Regions from separate parts of the Homo sapiens genome. Here region 1 is linked to region 2. The links are chromatin loops, found by intact Hi-C in ENCODE. Cell type or tissue: A673. All regions are shown on one strand. Links, peaks and the distances in the headings refer to the core of each region. The heading gives the core; the rest is flanking DNA. Region 1 has its middle 71 kb from the start of ATP5MC3. Region 2 overlaps LINC01117 (long intergenic non-protein coding RNA 1117).

What was found. Hi-C counts contacts between places; a loop is a spot of excess contacts. Peaks named below come from ENCODE experiments on the same cell type or tissue, not always from the same donor. Only the 100,000 strongest peaks of a DNase experiment are listed, where the experiment ranks them.
Region 1: a loop joins it to region 2, with 8 times the contacts of the local background. A loop is called at or near these places in 3 of 110 quality-filtered maps.

What each region holds. Positions count from the first base shown.
Region 1 is chr2:175,246,925-175,257,839 of GRCh38, reverse strand. No RefSeq gene overlaps it. Among named protein-coding and RNA genes, the nearest start is that of ATP5MC3, 71 kb to the right of the region's middle. In A673, for the core only: a CTCF peak has its summit at 6,200 (motif pointing left); a DNase peak (open chromatin) is centred at 6,189.
Region 2 is chr2:176,649,999-176,660,913 of GRCh38, reverse strand. It overlaps LINC01117 (long intergenic non-protein coding RNA 1117), which reads right to left. Exons shown (of 4, transcript NR_110599.1): 3 at 5,394-5,450; 4 at 4,956-5,216. Among named protein-coding and RNA genes, the nearest start is that of LINC01117, 18 kb to the right of the region's middle. In A673, for the core only: CTCF peaks have their summits at 3,741, 6,844 (motif pointing right), 8,183 and 8,389 (motif pointing right); DNase peaks (open chromatin) are centred at 4,293, 4,653, 6,863, 8,403 and 3 weaker places; H3K4me3 peaks cover 4,528 bases; H3K27ac peaks cover 8,000 bases.

The DNA.
Region 1 (10,915 bases), core at 1,845-9,844, 1.4 Mb after region 2:
CTGTAAACATTGACTTTTAAAAAAATAGCCTATATATGGATTTTTAAACAAAATGTATTTTATGAAAAAAAGCTTAATTATAGAAGACATGGAAAATAAAGACATGTAAAGATGAAAATTTCTCACATAGCACACAACACAAACACTATTATTTTGGGGTCAGTATTTCCTTCTAGTTTTTTTTCTAGACTTTTTTTACAGTTATGGTAGTATGCAAATAATAAATATCACAGCTTTTTTGTTTCACTTACCCATAGAAAACAGAAATTTTCTCAAATTACTGAGAGGTGACAGCATGCTTGCAGCCCTCACTCGCTCTCGGTGTCTCCTCAGCCTCGACGCCCACTCTGGCAGCGCTTGAGGAGACCTTCAGCCCGCCGCTGCACTATGGGAGGCCCTCTCTGGGCTGGCCGAGACCGGAGCCGGCTCCCTCTGTTTGAGGTGAGGTGTGGAGGGAGAGGCGCCGGCAGGAACCCAAGCTGCGCGCCGCGCTCGCGCGCCAGCGCGAGTTCCGGGTGGGTGCGGGCTGGGCAGGATCCGCACTCGAAGCGGCGGGCTGGCGCCGCCAGCCCCGGGCTGTGAGAGTCTTAGCACTCGGGCTAGCAGCTGCGGAGGGTGGGCTGGGATACCCAGCACTACCGGCCCGCCCGCGCTGCGCTCGAATTCTCGCGGGGCCTCAGCCGCCTCCCCGCGGGGCAGGGCTGGGGACCTGCAGCCCGCCATGCCCAAGCCCCGCCCCCCATGGGCTCCCGCGCCGCCCGAGCCCGATCCTCCCCTACGGGCGCCGCCCCCTGCTCTGCAGCACCCGGTCCCATCGACCGCCCAAGGGCTGAGGAGTGCGGGTGCGCGGAGCGGGACTGGCGGGCAGCTCGCCTGCCGCCCCAGCGCGGGATCCACTAGGCGAAGCCAGCTGAGCTCCTGAGTCGGGTGGGGACTTGGAGAACTTTTGTGTCTAGCTGGAGGGTTGTGTATGAGCCAATCAGCACTCTGTGTCTAGCTCCGGGTTTGTGGATTCGCCAATCAGCACTCTGTATCTAGCTAATCTGGTGGGGACTTGGAGAACTTTTCTGTCTAGCCAGAGGATTGTATATGCACCAGTCAGCACTCTGTCTAGCTCAAGATTTGTAAATGCACCAATCAGTGCTCTGTGTCTAGCTCATCTAGTGGGGACTTGGAGAACTTTTGTGTCTAGCTAAAGGTTTGTAAATGCGCCAATCAGCACCCTGTCAAAACGGACCAATCAGCTCTCTGTAAAATGGACCAATCAGCAGGATGTGGGTGGGGTCAGATAAGGCAATAAAAGCAGGCTGTCAGAGCTCCAGCAACGACCTGGTGGGGTCCCTTTCCACACTGTGGAAGCTTGGTTCTTTTGCTCTTTGCAATAAATCTTGCTGCTGCTCACTCTTTGTATCTGCACTGGCTTTATGAGCTGTAATACCACGAAGGTCTGCACCTTCACTCCTGAAGCCACCAAGACCACGAACCCACCAGAAGGAAGAAACTCCGGACACACTATCTTTAAGAACTGTAACACTCACCGCAAGGGTCCGTAGCTTCATTCTTTAAGTCAGTGAGACCAAGAACCCACCAATTCCATACACATTACTACAACTTTTTATAAGACTTTGCCTACATGAAGCATTTTAATATCTGCATTCCATGATGAGGCTATACCATACATTATTTAGCCACACACCTATTTGGTCGTTTGGGTTGTTTTTAATTTTTCACTATTATACATAAGGCAGCATTGTGCAACACTGTGCACGAAAGGAGTTTTCTGGTTTATTTTGGATCATTTTCTCAACTTTGATTTCCCATAAATATAATTATTTTTGAAGAGATTTGTTGAGTATTATTCACTCACCACATAATTCACCCATTTTTACAGTATAATTATATGTGTTTTTTGTGTATTCACAGATACATGAAACCATCACCAAAGTCAATTTTGAAACATTTTTATTATCTCCAAAAGAAACCCAGTACTCTTTAGCTATCACTTCCCTACCCTTTTCTCCCCTTCCCACCACCCCTACCAATAGTCTGCATTCTGTCTCCATAGATTTCCCTGTTGTGGATGTTTTATATTAATAGAATCATGTAATATGTGGTCTTATGTAACTAACTTCTTTCACTTAGTATAATGTTTCCAAGGCTCATCCACATTGTAGCCTTCAATACTTCATTCCCTTTTATAGGCAAATAATATTTCACTGTAGGGATATATACTACATTTTGTTTATCCATTTGTCTGTTGATGGACATTTGGGTTGTTTCCACACATTACTATTATGAATAATGCTAGTAGAAACATTTTTGCAGAAGTTTCTATGTGGACATACATTTTCATTTTTCTTGGGTATATACCTAGAAATGGAATTTGTAGGACATAGGACTAGAAATGGCATTTTTACTTCTAAAAGTTTAGACACTGCAGTCTCTTAATATGTATCTCCAAATGCTCTTCGAAAGTGTTTTGAATTGAGTTTTAATTCTGATTGAAGACCTTGTTGCTGTTCGTGGTCAGTTGGTTCTCGAGAAGCAATGATGTCACAAAGTAAAACCCTAGGATATTGCTGTACAAGGGAAACAAAATATGAGTCATACATGTAATTTGAAATTTTCTAATAGCCTCGTTTTTAAAAGTAACAAGAAACAGGTAAATTAATTTTAATAATATGTCTTATTGAACCCAACGTATCCAAAATGTTATCTTTACAACCTGCAATTAATATAATACTTTGTTTGTTTGTTTTGAGACAGATATTCGCTTTTGTTGCCCAGGCTAGAGTGCAGTGGCGCGATCTTGGCTCACTGCAACCTCTGCCTCCCGGTTCAAGCGATTCTCCTGCCTCAGCCTCCCAAGTGGCTGGGATTACAGGCGTGTGCTACCACGTCCAGCTAATTTTTGTATTTTTAGTAGATATGGGGTTTCACCATGTTGGCCAGGCTGGTCTTGAATTCCTGACCTCAGGTAATCCACCGGCCTTGGCCTCCCAAAGTGCTGGGATTAGAGGAGTGAGCCACCATGCCCAGCCAATATAATACTTTTTAATGAACTATTTTATATTCTATTTTATTCACATTCCATTTCTGAAATCTACTATGTATTTTACACATAAGCATATCTCAATTTGAACTAATCACATTTCAGATGCTTTATAGCCACATGTGGCTGATGGCTACTATACTGGAGAATGCAGATTTAGGAGTTTGACTATATTTTCTTTGGAAGATAGTGGAAAGTTACTTTTTAAAACATAGCCTCACAATTATTTACCCTTATGTTTCTCTATTTAATGAAAAAAAAAGCATGAACAAAATTTAGCTAACTGAAGATTCCTCCTAGATAAAGAATGGTTAAGTGCTTATTGCTTTCGTGCACTACTTTATATTTTTACCTGATGAACAACAATGTATAACGTGTCAAAAAAAAAAGTCAATTTTAAAATATCCACTCTTTTATTTGAGTTAACTTGGACAGACCCTGGAGCTATTTTTGTTTCTTGAATCTACATAATTGTGCTGATGCTAAACACTAATGATAACATTCCCCAAATTGGTGAATAATTTTCTTTACTGGGTCTTTAATGGTGAAATAAACAGGAAAGAAGAAAAGGCAAGAAATAAATTTTACTGTGCTATGCTTGGGAAAACCATGTTTTCCAATTTATTCTTCACACAACAAAACCTATTTGATCTGAGATCCCATATAATCCCAGGACACAACAATCCTTCTCTGTTGTATGGCAACTTCCTGCCATGCATAATTATTTTGCAAAAGCGTATCAGGTCAGAGATGAAGCAAAGAATGGGGGAAAGAGTCCATGGTGACCTCAGGCAGATTTTTTTACTACTACAAATCAGTTGGATAGTTATTACCACCTGGCGCTGCTAATGAGTCTAGTCGGGAAAACAAAGCTGCTAAGCATTCCACAGCAGACTGCACTGCAGTCCAGGACTGGGGGAGTCTTTTGGGGTCTGCTGAGCATCTGAAAATACATTTTAAGGTGTTCTGGTTATTAAAGAAATCAAACTTCTTAGTTTCTTATTTTTAAAAGAAATACGTTGCTAAAAAGCATTATCTGTTGTTGATTCTTTTGTACTTCTGTAAACTATTTTTCTGTATTCATAAAATAATTCTAAAACCTTAAGTGTATCTTATGCATTAAAATTTTTTATTCATAGTATTTTCAGATGAAGTAGACCATCTCTTCCAGGAAAATGTTTCCATTACTAATTCAAATTGCCCCTAAGCAACCTAAATAAAGAGACCATATAGTGCAGTCATTCAGAACAGGAAGTCGGATGTCAAAGAGTTCTGGATTCAAATTTGAGCTCTACTACTTACCAGCCCTGTGACCTGAAGCAAGCTACTTTTCTGTGCAAGATCTCTGTACTGAAAATAGAAATAACGAGAGTTATTTTAAGAATCAAATTAGATAATGAATGTATGGTGCCTAGCAGAATGCCTGTCACTACTATTTTGTTGTGTACTTTTTGTTGTTTTATTACATCCATCTCATGAATTTCAAGCCTTAACAGCATAGAGAATAGCTGTTCTATCCAGGGAATAGAAAATCATCAAGCATCAATTATTACGTTGCTCAGCTGCTATGTTGTAGAAAAGGAAAGCACGGCTATCCCACAAGTTGTGAGAACTAGGGAAAAGAGAACTGGAGTGATGGGAAGAGGAAGCAGTAGGAAACATGAAAGTCACTTAATTACCAAGAAGATGTTTTACTAATGTATCTCACATGTTGTTAATTAATTCAGTATATACTTATTGCACACTAACTATATGCAAAACACTGTGCTAGGTGTCAGAGTGTTCTGGAGTTACAAAGATCAGACATGTTACCTGCCTTCAATAATCGTAAAGCCCAGCAGAGTGGTTGCCTTCATTATATCTGTACTACCTTGCCTCGTAGTCACTGACTTACCAGCCTTAGTCTATTGATTATGAGAAGGTATGCTGTCATTCACATTTGTTCCTCTGCACTTAGCACAATACCTTGCTCCTAATAAGTACGCAATAAATGTTTGTGGAAGTAAATTCTTATCATGAAGGAGAGAATCAATCATTGTTGGATTTCTAACTATACTATGTAAGCTCTTAGAAGGCAAAGACATGTACTTGTAAATTTCTTGATGCCAAGAGAAAGGTGTTTTTGATATTAGATTAGCAGTTATGCCAATATTAAAATACTGCATCATTTGTTCTCACTCATAGGTGGGAATTGAACAATGAGATCACTTGGACACAGGGCAGGGAACATCATACACCAGGGCCTGTCAGGGGGTGGGGGGCTGGGGGAGGGATAGCATTAGGAGAAATACCTAATGTAAATGATGAGTTGATGGGTGCAGCAAACCAACATGGCACGTGTATATCTATGTATGAAACCTTCACGTTGTGTGCAGGTACCCTAGAACTTGAAGTATATATATATATAAAAACTGCATCGTTGTTAAAATGAGAGTTGCTATGCAATATCAAAGTGCACTTATTGCAGTCTCCATTTTCAATAGGCCTTTTTAGTCACAGGTGCATAAAATATGCATTGTATTGCACTGTGGTATCTACTTAAAGGAAATAAAGCAATGAAAATATGCTCTCTGTAAACAGGCTCTTTCCTTGAGGTTTGGAAAACCCATTTTTTGATAAGATACTATAAAGAAGCTTTACGTTGAGTCATAAATGCTGGAACTTCATGATTTATTTTTAATTCATATTATTTTAGTTTATTTGTCTATTAAAATACATTATAAAATATGGACAATTATGTTTAAATTAGGAAAAACTGATTACACAATGTGTATGTTTTCCAATTCTCATGTGGCTTAATAGACAATTCATAATACTGTTATAGTTTATTTGATAAAATTATGGTTTGAGGAGTGTATTCTTTCTGATGTTCTATGAGGTAGATTGTGCGTTGTTATATTACTGAACTTCGTTGGCTGTGGAAGTTTGCAGCTGAGGCTTTAATGGCAGAGTGGAGGCAGGCTACTCCTCCTCTATTGAAGCTGATTATAATCGGTAGGCTGGAATGAAATTATCTACAGCCTAATCCAAGCATGATGACTTTCCATTAATCTGTGATGGGGTTTTATTTCTTTATTATGAGCTAAATGTGTAAACGCATAAGAATTAGCAAAGCCATTTTGGCACGATTTAATTCTCAGGGCTCCCTCTGCTGGTAGTGAAAGATGACAAATTTACAGAGAGCTTAAGAATGAGGGCAATACAATTATTACCACAATTTTGCCATTTATATTAGATCTAAATTTATTGTTGGACACTTATGCAATAAAACCAATGTTTTGGTTTACAGCTAGCCAGTTTTCCCCTTAAAGATTAAGTGATATTTTGTGGTTGAATTAATTAGTCTTTTCATCATGGAAAATTGAGCTATTTTGTATTTAAAATAAATATTTGCCAGAGTTATACACAGTAATTTATAACATCACTTATACAAATTATTACCAACAGCTTACATAAATAAAAATGGAACACTTAATAGAGACATAGTGAAGATTTAGTAGCTACCCAAACTACTTCATTCTCCCCTATAATTCCTATACAACAAATACCCCACATACCATCTGATAAAAATTACTTTCTGAGACATAATTCCCATCTCAATGTAATATATATATTACATGAAAAATTGGGGCTGGGCGAGGTGGCTCACGACTGTAATCCTAGCAGGATTTGGGAGGCCAAGGTGGGTGGATCACTTGAGGTCAGGAGTTCGAGGCCAGCCTGACCAATGTAGCAAAACCCCGTCTCTACTAAAAACACAAAAATTAGCTGGGCGTGGTGGTGGGCACCTGTAATCCCAGCTACTCAGGAGGCTGAGGCAGGAGAATCGCTTGAAACTGGGAGGTGGAGGCTGCAGTGCCACTGCATTCCAGCCTGGGCAACAAAGCAAGACTCCACCTCAAAAAAAAAAAAAAAAGAAAGAAAGAAAAGAAAAAAATTGGAAAAAATATTCAAAGTGGAATCTCTGAGACAGAGTACTCATATATATGAGTGCTCTTTTAACTTTGAAGCATACTTTCGTATTTATTATCATATTGTATCCTAACAACCCTAGAAATAGAGCAGAGACTATCAACCTAATTCGACAAATACAGAAACAGAGGTCAGAGATTTTAAGTGACTGTCCCCAAGTTATACACTAGTTAGTGGAAAAGAGTGTTTCTTCCAGCAAGGCTCAAAAGCCTCTGTCTCTTGAGAACTATTTAATAAAAAGGCATCAAGAAAATTATTTAAATAATCTAGTTTTTTATTAATGATGTTGTCTTGGATGGCTTCTTCATATTTATACTTCACAATACCCTATTCTGACCAGCTCCCAATGAATCAAAATCTTCTGAGAGCTGTAGACAAATTTCAACAAAGGGTTCTGTCAATGAATGAGAGAAGGCATGAGGGAACTGGCCAGGTAGAGTTCTAGTCAGGATCTTGAGAGACCTCCATCTAGTATTCAGCTAAAATTGTGCAAATGTAGGCATTGTCCTCTTCAGAGACTTTTTTGATCCAAAAGGGACCACTCTATCATTATCCAGTAGGTTGGTGCTTAAAAGATGGGCTATTTTCTCAAAACTCCAAGTTTCAAGATCATTCAGGAAGTGATGAGAGTTCTGTTATTGTATAGAACTATAACCTGGGTTCTAATTAGGTCAGCCTCAAGATAAAAACAAATGAATAATACAGTTCCCAAGAGTCACCCAGACCATAAGCAGATAATCTTTTGAAACCAAATCACAAACTTAGCTTTTTTCCATGCATAAGTGCACAACCTTTTAGCAAAATTTAATGACAGAGTTGAGACCAAAGATTCTGGTCTAACTAACAATCCTCAGTGAAATCAGTTTGATGGTTTCAGTTCAGTGCATATCATGAAAGCACTCTGGCACAATTGATAGGATGTTCATGAGGAGGTAATATACAGATCCGCAGATTAAATTACTTTTCACCCCAAGAGATATTTATAGGGGCGATCTATCAAGGTTACAGGGAAGAGCAGTGACATGACAGTAAGAATGTTCAACCTAAGCTTATATGCTAGAACATAAAGACACCTGCAATTTTGTCTTTGTTAACTATTACAATTGACAACTTTTCATTAAAAAATGTTTTGGTACAGAAATTAGTTCTAAAGATTTATATTTGTTTTTAACATTGAATAAAAATGTAGAAATGCATCAATTTATTTTATTATGGAAAAGATACTACCTATATTTTAATATATATATGAAATTACTGTTTCCATAGTTAAAAAGTCAATTTATTTTATTATAGAATATGTGCTACCTACATCTTAAAGAATAAAGATCAGAAATATGAAATTATTATGTTTTTACAACTATAAAACCCATTCAATGACAAAAAATTATTTTTCTGAATAGAAGCTTTGGCAAACATTTTGCCTCTATAAAACCTTCCATGAGATCTACTCAATTTCAACTGCATTTCAATGTTGGGTAATACAGGTGGATGAAATTGTCATGTTCAACTCCACAAATTCTATTCCAATAACTCTTAATTGGAATGGAATCTGGGCCACCTGACCTTTAGACTTCACATTAATAAACTGTGTTATTTTCTTGATTTTGTCAACAATTGAGAAAATAGACTTAACTATGTTTTCAAAAGCACAGTAATATTTTATTTAACTATGTCTCACATATCTGATTACTTCATTCTACAGACTGCAACAACCAAGGAACCAGAAGAAAACTAAAAAGGCATCTAAAAAATAAGAATAAATCGGGTCAAAGCTCAACCACTGTATTTGTGAGAAAGTTCCTTGGTACCTCATTTATAGTCTATTTACTCTTATTTTTATATACATTCCAACAAGCTTGGTTAACTGGAAGAAAGGTATTCTTAGAAGTGAGCATACTGGCATTAAGAACAGCATTTTATGTATACCAGATGCAAATCAAATTACCACTCAGGTCCAGAGAAAGGGAGAATTGTAAAATTGTAAAACACACATAAAAATCTACTCTTGTCTAGTCACAATATCAGAAAGCAAGATTAAAATGTATGCCTTATAATCTTTAATGCTGAATAAACTGAAGAGTCCATATTGCCTACTAACTCCACTAAGGAATATTTACTCAACCACTTGGCTCAGACCAGGCTGTCACAGATCCAGAGAGAGACCACCGAGGTTTACACTAGGAAGGGGAGAACACGTCTCTTCCTCCTTGCCTGAATGCAAATCTAGCTTCAGAGGCCCAGATGGGGCTCAGCAGAGAAAGAGAGAAGCCAGAGTTGGCAGCCAATGTAACCTGTATTCACTTATCCACAGAGGGCCACCTCTACAGGATCTCCATGGCAGGTTCTTCTGCTCTACTTGTACAGAGGCACAAGAAAGCCGTGTTCCCCACTCTTCTTGAGCAGCATTCAGCAAGGGTGGGAGTAAAGGAAGCATTCTCCTTTCGGTGTTAAAGTAGAGTCAAACAAGAGCAAGAAATGGATACTCAGGGGATACGCACTTTATATCCTCCCAAAGATATAAATCATGGTTTAAACAGAAAGCCAAATAAAACACATCCTGCTGATTGACCTTTCAATACTGAATTAAAGTCCCATTTTTCTCTCCATAAATATCTTCGTTTGATAAAGTCAGAGTGCCTTTCATACTTCCTGTGTTTCTTTGATTCTCTTCCAAAATGTTGAACCCAGCAAAAATGGAAATATTTTACAAAGACAGTATCATGAGAGAAACTTCTAATTTTGAGTGGATGTCTTTGAGAACATTTAAGAAAACACTTGAAAATCTCTAGAAATTATTTAAAGAATCTCAGAGTGATCATTTGTAACAGGGTTCTCAACCTTCTTAATCACAAGGGGACTTTTAAAAAGTTTGTAGAAAATGGAATTAAGATATAAAATTTAAAAATATAAACTTTGTTTCTCAAAAAAACTCCATCAAGGTCAAGACACTTTTGTAAGTGATGATATCAGCCATTTTAGTCCATACCTAAAGAACTGACATTTCTGAGAATTTAACCACATCAATGAAGTCTTTCTTTACACTATTAAGTGAAGGAAAATAAGTGTCCTTTAGAGACTTTTTAAGATTAGAAAACAAAAAGTAATCAGAAATAGCCAAATCATGACTGGAACATGAATATCTAATGATTTCCCCCTGAAAACTCTTGTTTGATGAGAGGAATTAGCAGGAGCATTGTCATGCTGGAGAAGGACTCTTTGGTGAAGATTTTTCTGGGCATTTTTCTGCTAAAGCTCTAGCTCCTTTTCTCAAAACACTCTTTAATAAACAGATCTTATTGTTCTTTGGCCCTCTAGAGAGTCAACAAGCAAAATGCCCCAAAAAACTGTTGCCATGACCTTTGCTCTTGACCAATTTGCTTTTGCTTTGATTGAACCACTTCCACCTCTTGGCAGCCATTCCTTTGATTGTGCTTTGTCTTCAGAATTGTACTGGTAAAGCCATGTTCCATCTCTGCTCTTGCTCTTATCTGCAGCTCTTATCTGGGTGCAATGGTTTTGGCACCCATCAAGTGGAAAGTTTGCTCAACTCAATTTTTCATTCAGAATTGTGTAAGCTGAACCAATTAAGATGTCTATGATGTTGGCTATTGTTCCTGCTGTTAATCATCAGTACTCTTAAATTAGGGCATGAACAAGTTTATTTTTTTCCTCAAAAATTGATGTGGATGGTCTGCCACTGTGGGACTCACCTTCAACATCATCATGTTCCCTTCTTAGAGCTAGTTTTTCATTTGTAAATTGCTGATTTATTTGGGGAATTGTCCTCATACACTTTTCATAAAGGCGCCATGATTTCACCATTCTTCCACTAAAGGTTCACAATAAATTTGATGTTAGTTCTTGCTTCAATTTTAGCAGAAGTCATGTTGC
Region 2 (10,915 bases), core at 1,920-9,919:
CATGCCTGAGGCTGGACCTACTTTTGAATAATCACATTTTTTTTTTTATTGATACATAGTATTTGTACATATTTATGGGGTATGTGTGGTATTTCATATTTCGTTATGTGCATAGTATGTATAATATAATGAATGATCAAGTCAGGTATTTAGGGTCTCCATCACATCACCTCAAGTATTTATCCTTTCTATGTGTTGGCAACATCTCGAGTCCTCTCTTCTAGCTACTTCAAAACATACAATATATTGTTACAACACACCCAACACTTAAGAGTTAAGCTTGCCATTTCATATGGGCACAGTTAGTGGTGCCCCAAAATAACTACAATAGAAACATCAAAGACCCACTGATCACAAGATCACCATAACAGATACCATAAAAAAAATCTGTGAAGCACAACAAAGCAAAGTGCAATAAAATGAGGTATGTCTGTCCATCACTCAAGTGTATGCATGGATAGGAAGAGTTGGCCCGCAAGGTGTCTATCACCTGCGATCAGCATGGTCTGAAATTTTCAAACTTCCTTTAGCTCAGGAATCCTGTTGTGGCAGCCTCTATTGGTTAAGGAACCAATAGTCATTCCCTTCACTCCTCCCTTTCTGCCCTCCCACACCAAATCTCAAGCAACCACGAGCTTTACGTAGATAGGGGTTTTCTTCAGACCCAAAGACCAAAGTTGAAGAATCCTATCCAGGTGTTGAATACAAATGCCTGAACCAACATCCAGATGTTCATTTTAGTGTCTTAACTAAACTTGCCAGGGCTACAGCTGCCCAGGCACAGATTATACAACCAGCTTTCAAAAGGGATTAACCTCGACTTAGGTGCCAGGTAAGTCAATACTCCATCACCACATTTCTAATAATTGTTTCAATACATAAGTGTGAGAGACTGGGTAAGTGCGATCCAATTGCAGTGAGGAGGAAAGATAAAGACACAGCTAATCAGGCACTCACACTTCCTTCTTGAAAGGATGAGCATAGGGGACCAGATTCTGGCTACAGGGAAACCCAGCTGGACCGCCTTAGCAGCAGTCATGATAAGACAGGACCAAATTTGTTTGTATGTTTTTTTTTTGCTTGCTCACATTTTAATGAAAAAAAAGGTATTTCCTGTGCTTTTTGTGTTTTTGAAGATTTTCAGCATCAAAATCTTATTGCTTTTGTTAGAAAAATAAACCATAAATATTTTAATGGTACAAACTTTGAATATGATAACTATTGCTCCTAAGACTATATGAATTTCCCTTAAAATATGATACACAGTTATATATATATATGTGCATGCATATATATTTTAAAAGAACCAGTAGATAGCACAGTACTTTAAAGAAAAAAAATGTGAATATTGATTTTTTTTCCCTAATGAGATATTACCTGGGAATCACAGCCAAGGTGAGACTATTTAGACCACTTGATCATTAACCTTTCTCCATATGTAAGTTCACAGACATCCAACTATAGAATGTGGTTACTGTATCTAAAGGGACCTCAAGTCTAATACAAACCCTTATTTTGAAAATGAATATTTCTATCTTATTTCTAAAGTACTCCAAAAGTTCTTAGGGCATCCTGTTCCCACGTTCAGTCACAACCACAGGTCATCAAGTCTTCCTGTGTCTTAAAAACACATTTTCTCCTGATGCAGTCTAAACCCATTTTCTTCTGTTCAGTCCAGTGAGATGGAGAAGGTTGACTGGTGTTCTGCAGAGTTCCACCTCACTGCCCATAGGTTGTTAATTTTGTCTCCCTTCAGCCTTCTCTTCTCCAGAATAAACAACCCACCTCCTTTCCTTGTGTACATAGTCTCCAATCCCTGTCATCATTTTCCTCTTCTATACGTGGATTCTATGCAATTTTCCTGCATATGTTTTAAGTTACAGACCCAAAGTGTAATATTCAAATAAAAGCCCAACCTACAATAAATTTGACACAAGGGTTATTTCCTAGCTGCAAATAATACTTGTCTTAACACAGCCCGGGATAATATCGCTTTCTTAATGCCATCACTAGGTTAATGACGCATATATTTCTGGAATGCCAGATCTTCTGCAGCCAAGTTTGTGTCAAATTATACCCTCTATCTAGACCCTTCTCCTACCATCTATTCTCCAAAGGAAGTCATTATTAATAAACTTACATTTTATTTCTTCCAGTGGTTTCTACTTTTAACTCCAAATAAATAATATGCCTGCATCTCTCTTTCTTGATTTTTCAGTCTTAGGTAGCCAGTACCTGCTGACTTCTCTGCATGAAAGATGAAGAATTTCATTCATTTATATGCCTTCCTTCCCTCCCCACCTGCTCCCCAATTTGGGCTAACTCATGATTTTTTAGTTCTTCAGTTGGATAGATGTATTCATTTCTGGATCTAGCAGCTTTAGAAAAGAGTTATTGACCTTAATACTCTCAGATAAGAAAGTTAACATACCTCATCATCTCTGGACTTCTGTCAGGGTATAGCTCTATACTGTCAAAGTTTATAATATTTATATTTTGTTTTATAGATATTATGACTACTGATATTATGGAAATGTTATTTATTACAGATACAGGAAGAAAATTAATCCTCTGTCACCAACTCATGCTATTCAAAATAGAATGTTCTAAGCATCACAGTCAGTAAAATACATTCTCTTAAACTCTAACAAACTCTCAAAATCATGCCACAATTTAGTTTACCTGTTATTTGAGTCCTGGATTTTTAGGCAGTGCTATAAATACTACAACTGGTTACAAGCAGTTAATTTAACAGATTAACTTAAGAAATTTGTTGGAAGGATATAAGGGTCACTCTCAACTCAAAGGAAAAGCTAAGGATTAAACATTAAAAGCAATGGTAAAAAACGCAATTACTTTTGACCAACGTAAATACAAACTTTGAAGATCTTTATACTATTAAACTAGAGAGAGAGAGAGAGCGAGTGAGCGAGAGAGTGCACTCATTACTGGAAAAGGGCATCTTACTGGCCCAGCTTGAATCACAAACTAGGTAGGGGCAGTGCCCCTCGACTAAGAGTCTCATCAAGGTTGCATGCAATGGTGAAGGATAGTTCTCAAAACAAAATCAAGATGCTGTCACCGGAAGAATAGAATCAGGGTAGACAAAACAACAGCATCTATTGCTTCCAATAGCACTTATCACATTTTCATTAATAAACAATTTGGGTAATTTTCTGTTTGATATTGTCCTTCCCAACCAGATTTTGTGTTCTATAAAGGAGAAGTTACATAGAGCATTCATTCTCTTAATTCACGTGCCTAGTAGTGTCTGACAAGTTACAAGCACTGACTAAACAGCTCTTGAATATTGTTGAATAAAAGCCAAGGGTTTCCAGGATGCACTGCCTAGACTATTTGTCATAGACTATTTGTATTATTTTATTTTAATAACAAGTATTTTCAGATGGCTGAATTACATATTAAAGAAGGGACTACTCTTTCCAAAGGCACGTTATCATGGAGGAATACAGCCTAAGTTTTCTATTACAAGTATTGTAAAAGAAGGGCACCTCTCCAAACTTTTGGATCATGGCAGGATACCATGATCTTGTCTGCATGCTACCCACACAACTGATGGTGTACAATCACCTGATCCAAAGAATTAGCCAGCAGTTTAAATTTTCATTATTCACTCAGGATGTCATAGTCAACAGCCTGGTGATCTCTGCAGTCAGGACTTGGTAATAGCACTACATAATACCTGGTCTAATATCTCCTCTGCAAGGACTCAGTCCTTCTCCTGACTCCTCTCCATGCCATCTTTCCCACTTCTTTCTTCTTCTTCCTTCCTTCTCCTTCTCTCTTCCTTCTCCCTTCCTCCCTTCCTCCCTCCTCCTCCTCCCTTTCTATCTTCTACATTTTTCTAGCTTCTACATTTTTCTCTGTGTTTCACTGGCACTCCTCCTCCCTCTGTGTTTCACTCCCCCTCATCCTCCCTCCCCCTCTCCCACCCTTTCCCCTCCTCCTCCTCCTCCTCCTCCTGAGACAGAGTTTTGCTCTGTTGTTCAGGCTGGAGTGCAGTGGTGCAATCATAACTCACTTCAGCCTTGATCTCCTGGGCTCAAGCGATCCTCCTGCTTCAGCCTTCCACGTATTTGGGACCACAGACATACACCATCAAACCTAGCTAATCTTTTTTTAATTTTTTTGTAGAGATGGAGTCTCATTTTGTTGCCCAGGCTGGTCTCAAACTTCTGGGCTCAAGTGATCCTCCTCATCCTTGGCCTCTGAAAAGTGCTGGGATTACAGACATGAACCATGGCATCCAGCCCTTGCCCACTTCTTAACAAACTGGGTGATAGTTATTTTTTTACAAACTTGCCTCTCCAACTAAACTGTGGACCCCATGAAGGAAGGAAGGAAGGAAGGAAGGAAGGAAGGAAGGAAGGAAGGAAGGAAGGAAGGAAGGAAGGAAAGAAGGGAGGGAGGGAAGAAAAAAGGAAGAAAGGAAGGAAGGAAGGAAGGAAGGAAGGAAGGAAGGAAGGAAAAACGGAAGGAAAGAGAGCTTTAGTTCTCTAAGCTGTAGAGAAAATTTAAGTTCTTTTTCAAAGAACTTAAAATTCATGGATTAGTCAGAGGGGTCTAATATCTCTAAATCAAATGATGACAAAAGAAAAAACAAAGAATGCAGAAATTATCCTCTTCCAGGGTTTCATTCCTTTATGTCAATCAAGAAAAATGTTAATAAGGAGGGTTCAGCAGGGGTCAGTAATTCCTCACTGATGTCACAAATTTAGCTTCACTTTTCAGAGGCTGTTCGTGGCCATGCTTGTGAAATTTGTAACTCACCTCTAGACAATAACTAATTATTACTGATTACTATGAAATAAGTCAACAAAGATTTTCTTGTTTACATTCTTATCAGACTGTATCAGAACCATCTGTTTTCAAGTTTGTTGTTGCTGGGTGTTTTTTTTTTTATCCCAAGGGATAGATTCTCCATATTGTTCTCTGAATATATGCATGCAAAACTGCCTTTTAATGCACAGTTGCAGTTTTCACTAAAACATTTGGGTAGGGGGGAAAAATCACATATGTTTTTGTGAAAGATGATGATAATAATTAGGTATCTTGCTGAATTTATTCTATCTTCAAATGAAGGATATGTTGGGGTCTGTCCCATCTCTAATTACCATCTCTTCGTTTGCATGGGGTGACTATTGATTTTGCGAAAAGCACATATGTGGAGCTTTCGACACTAAAGTAACTTCAACCTGGAAAACACAGTAAAGGACTCCATTAATATGAGAAAGAGTCTACAATTTTAAAACAAGCAATATGTGACCCCTTTGCTCCATTGTTCATTGACACCAATCTCCTGTGATACAAGCAATAACTTTGTTCCATTGTTAAGGAAGCAAGAGTGTAAGATTTTAAATACTGGTACTCACCAAGTTGCTACATGGCTTTGGGCAAGCAATTAACCTTTGGTGTCTCAGTGACTTCATCTGTAAAATAGGGATAGGGATTTTACACAGGTGTGATGCCTGGACTAATTAGTATAATTATCATTATTGATGGGAAAATAATGTTAGTCATTGATATCCCATCTCATGTTAGCACCTGGAGAATCACATATTTTCTCTATGTTGACTCCATTTTATAGGAGTCTGTAAAAAAATGATGACAAAAGCTACATATGAAAACTGGGACAATACAGTTAAAAAGGTCCATATCCACATAGGCTCATATCCTTAATGGATTATTTTTGAATTTGCATTTATCATTTAGATGCTTTCTAAAGTCAAACTGAACACATAAACTATGAAATTACAAGGAAATTTTTCAAGGCCCACATTCAACTGATAAGCTTCCTTGCAGCAAAATGCTTTCCAGTTCATTCACAGGTAACACCATGAGCTACTATAGAAGTTTAGGGTTGAGCAATAGAATTTAGGGTAATCAAAGTCAAGTAAAAGTATACACTGAAGACATTGCTCATATAACATTCCAGGATCCCCACTTGTGTGTGTATGTGCCCCGAAAGAACCCCAGCTCAAACAGTTAGGGACCAGGACAAACAACAGAGCTACATGAGAAGCCAACTCTGCAAGACTGGGGTCATTGAAGCTGGGGACAGTAGGGTGTCCTTATGCCAGAGCATGGGTAACAACTCATGGGGCAAGGAAAGGGACATGTTGAGAAAAACAAAAATGGCATTTCTCTTGGGGTTCATCTAGGACTCCTAAGTGCACTTACTATGATTCCTAGGTCAGGATGAAATAACTGCTTTAAAAAAAAGATTACCTCTACATGTTGGCAAAAGTGCCAGTGAAACACAGAGAAAAATGTAGAAGACAGAAAGTGCTCAAAAGATCAGTACTCAACACTATAACCTTGTATCCCTTACCATAGACTCATGTTCTTTCTAGGTCCAAAATTTCTTCTTTTGGCTTTAGTTCTTCCCAGCAGAAAATTCTCTTTTCTTGAGCTCAGTAGATGTCAAGCCTCAAATCTCCAATGTCTCCAAAGAAGCAGCCCTAAATTAGCCTCTTCACAAGTCATTCATACTAAGGACCGTAATCTTTTCCTCTATATTTGCCTCAAAATTATGGGCAACAACTTCCAAATGGAAACGCTGAAGCTGTTGCCATTTTCCTATTATCCTCACCTATCATATGAAACATAACAATTAGCATTTTTAGCAGGATTGAAACTGCTAACACAACTTCTCTATGTCTTACACCATTAAACTTGATGAGAAATCCCTTCATGATTAACATTCATCTCGCTGTATCGTGCTTGAAGGTTAATAATATCTACCATCTCCTGAGAGAGGGGGAGGGGAGCTCATTTATCAAATGAATAGCCGAGTGAGGCAGCCAGGAAAGGAAATTCCCCCCTCAGTCCACTAGAGGGTGGCTTGGCAGAGCCAAGGGAGGACGGCCGAGACAGAGAGGCACAGACAGCTTCCTGTCTTGTTCGCCTGCACTTTAGTTGGTAAGAAGAAGCAACATTAGTATTCATTGCTTTCTATTCCTCACCCTGGGTAGGCTTTCATTTCTATTACAGACACTTTACAAATGCCAGAAGTCAGCGCTGGCTGGGCCATGGCGTGGTGAGGGAAAAAAAAACTATAGAATTAGACTGCTTAAAAGAACATCCAGTCTAATTTCTTCTAAATCAACACTGGGTGAGATAAATACATATGTATTAACAGATCCTAAGTTTAAAACTTTCATAGATCATGTAGCAGTATGTGTGCACTTCAGATATGGATGTGGAGTGAATGTTGCATGTACATTATGGGGAATTATACATAATGCATAAAGAAATGTACCTAGCCTTTAGCACACCAGCTGTTTCTGCTTATAAGCCTGAGTTATCCATGAAATGCAGTAGACATTTTGTAGTAAATATCCTACTTGGTTGACTTTTTTTAGGCCTAGTCATCTATGCTGATTTATAGAATTAGGAAGAAATATAAATTTTAGCAATGAAAGATAGAATTTTAAAATTTCCCATATCAAAACATGTTGTGTTCTGAGAAAGAAGAGATGAGGAATTAGCCTGTTTTCGTGGTCTCTACATAGGTGATAAAGCAAAAAAGAATACGTTTTTCCTATCTGTAATATTGTTCAGTGTAGCAAACCCTTTTGCTTGTTACAGTACAGCAAATGGAGTGTTTAATTTGGGATTCAATGTAGTCTAGAGTCAAGGTGCAGCAGTTTTATTACAGAAATACAATTTTATTGGAGGCTGAAGATTTAATTTCCACCTTACGTAGAGAGCCATAAACGGCATGCCTGTTTTACATTTTGCATAGTATTTGATATATGTAATTCCTGGCCTAATTTTAGAGTTTGAAAAGGTGGAAGAATCACAATACGCAGATTCAAATTCTTCAACACTTCAGCCACAGATGACATTTTAAAATGAACAATTTTCTGTTTCTTAGTCATGGATTTGAAACCCTTGCTTCCCTCCCCGGAGCTCTGCACCACATCCTTTTCAGGTCTTCCTAACTAGGTGAGCCACAAAGCCACCTAAAGGATGCCCTCGAGTCGGAACAAATGCTTTCTTTGTTTAAATCTGTCTACTAGATGGCATTCTACTAAAACCTAAGATGATCAGATGATATGGATAGTTTGTCATCAATTGTACCTAGTATCTGTTAGGGTCATCTGTTAATATCTGTTCAGATGTATGTATTTTGAATAAAATAATTTGTAAACATATTGGAATGACTGAATGTGAAAGAAATAATCAAATAATGTTAGCTGTAAGCCTATATCCACACTGGAATCCAAATTTGGAGGATTTTGTCATTCTCTTTCCTTCAAACATATTCATTTTAGGAGACATACACACACGCACACGCGTTGCTCTTCCATCTGTTTGCCTTTGCAGCATTAGTTCTCTTCATCAACATTTCATACCTCCTCTTTACCACCAGGTGGAGCCCTTTGTTTATGGACATCTGTCCATTTCCTTTTTCTCAAAGATGCTACCAGATAAATAGCTCCAGAGCTAAAATACTGTTGCAAACACGAAAATTTAACACACAGAGATAAAAAGTAAAGCTTTTCAGGCACTGGTATAATAAACCTTGCTTTGAGTCCTATTGCTACTAGATTTAATGGCTTACACATTTTGCTATTTACAACTCCTGCACACCAAACAGCAGAAAATAATATTGTTGCGTGTGCCATAAACAGTGTTGCTGCAGGTCTATTTTATGTAGTACTATCGTTTTTATAATCTCAAATGTTTGGCAACTGCAGTCAAAAAGCAAAAAAAAAAAAAATCTAACCAAATACTATATGCTGTAAGCTTCAGTTGTCTTCAGTCTTAAAAATATATACCTCGTTGAGAAGAAAATATTTTTCTTCAGACAAAAGAGAGTGGTAATTCAGCTGTAATAGACAACAATGTAAAAATCTTCTCTTAGTCAAATTCATCTCTCCTTAATTTGAGATCCAGTTAAGGGTACGTCAAAATCCATTTTAGCTTTGATTCTATTTAGGAGCTAATTAAAACTGAATATTATTAGCACAGGTATATTGTTCAATTATTTTAATATTCTTATTTTAAGAATTTAATCAAAGCTCTTCTCATGAACAAAAAGCAATAATATTTTTAAAATTGGAACCCCAATTTGCATGTGCAAATAACTGTAGAATGAGCTCACTAAACTATCTTGCCAATGACCTCGACCTTGATCTGGAAAGATCGTTTATGCACAAGTAAAACATTCACATTCTCTACGCTAACTCTGTGTTGGACCTTTTCTCAAGGTAGTTTACTTATGGCAACGTTGGAAGGTCTTTTAATAACATATGTATTTACCAACACCATTGAATTATATATTTAAATGGAATATCATTTCTGTCCATTTTTTATTTTAATCAGGATTTGCTCCCTTTGTACTTATATATGCAAAATTTTGGTTAAGCGTCTGCAAAGCAGTGAGTAGAAGAAGATTTGCGTATATGGTTTATTTAGTCAGTCTCCCAGACTGAGAAGCCTGGCTTTTCTATCGGTATACAAACTGGTTCTTCAATCAGAGGCTGAATGCGAAGGAGTCCTTATACAACAAAAAGCTGGAACCACCATTTTGCCATCCGCTCGCATACAATAAAATGGTGGCACAGAAAACAGTTAACACATTGTGCCCACGAGAGTTGTCTGAAAGTATTCAACTCTCTAATCCAGATATCAAGCTGCTTTCTAAAATACTGTTACCAAGTGGCTAGAGGTATTTGCTTATGTATATAATGCACGTGTGTGTGTGTGGTGTGCAGTGTGTGTATGAGATGCCGGAAGAAATGGATGTGTACATTTGACGAAAGGATAGAAAGAACTAGTCAAAAATTAACACTCAAGCTGAGAGTGAAAGCAAACCTATGTAAAAGCACAGGTCCTGGAAATTGCTTCTAACAGTTCGCAAAAGCTGTATAGTGAATTTGGCCTTGATAACTCCTTTCATTTTAGCATTCACTGCAAGCAACTTTGAGCTAGGAAATTTAAGGGAGTTGGTATTCTTTTTCTTTCTTTTTCTTTCCTAACGTCCTGTATAAATTAAAAGCAAGCCCACAATTGACTTTCACCTGGAAACTCCATGGTCTCGCTTAACAGAGGGGAAGGAAAACCAGGGACCAATCTTTCTTTCCTCTTTTACTTCTTCTGCTCTTATTTTTAGTCATTACAAATGCTGCCTTGGCTCTTTTAAAGTGTGAAAATTCTCATTTTTCTGCAGTGCTTCAGACTCACGCACTCCTTGGGGATACAGTGAGGAGCTAACCAACTGCACATGGGAAATGAGACCATTCGTGGTTAGAAAAACTGCAGTCTTTGGTAATTTTCCACATGGAGTAGAAGCCATAAGTGACTTTTTTCTTTTCCACATAATGACTTTACGTGAGTAGTTGGTATAGAATTGTAGGCTCAGGTTTGAACATATGAATGCACTAATGTGTTTTACAAAATTTAATTTGACTTCTATAAACATTTTCAGTATTTTCAAGTGCATAATAAATAGGTTAAAACAGGGCACCCTCCCTCTGCAATCCCCCACTTCCAGACAGAATTATAAAAGGCTACTGTCTGTAAATGAGAAATAGCCCGTAAGACCCACCAGCAGGTTATGCAATATGTGATATAGACCACCAGGGGCTGAACTGAAACCACTAATACTTTTTTTCATAGCATCATTAGCTAGAGTTAAACAAGGTGTCAAAGTGGAAAGATGGGGAGGTTAACCTGGCTCATTATATTTGCATGCCTTCATTTTAATTATTTTTTGTACTAAAATTAAACACTAATATTCAATTTTATTATTTAAATGTGTTACCCACAAACAGTACATTACTTTTTATCTTTTTAAACGATTAATGCATTATTTTGTGATTATTATCTAAACTTGATTTTCAATAAATACTAAAATTCTCTTGACAAAAATGTAATTTAAATT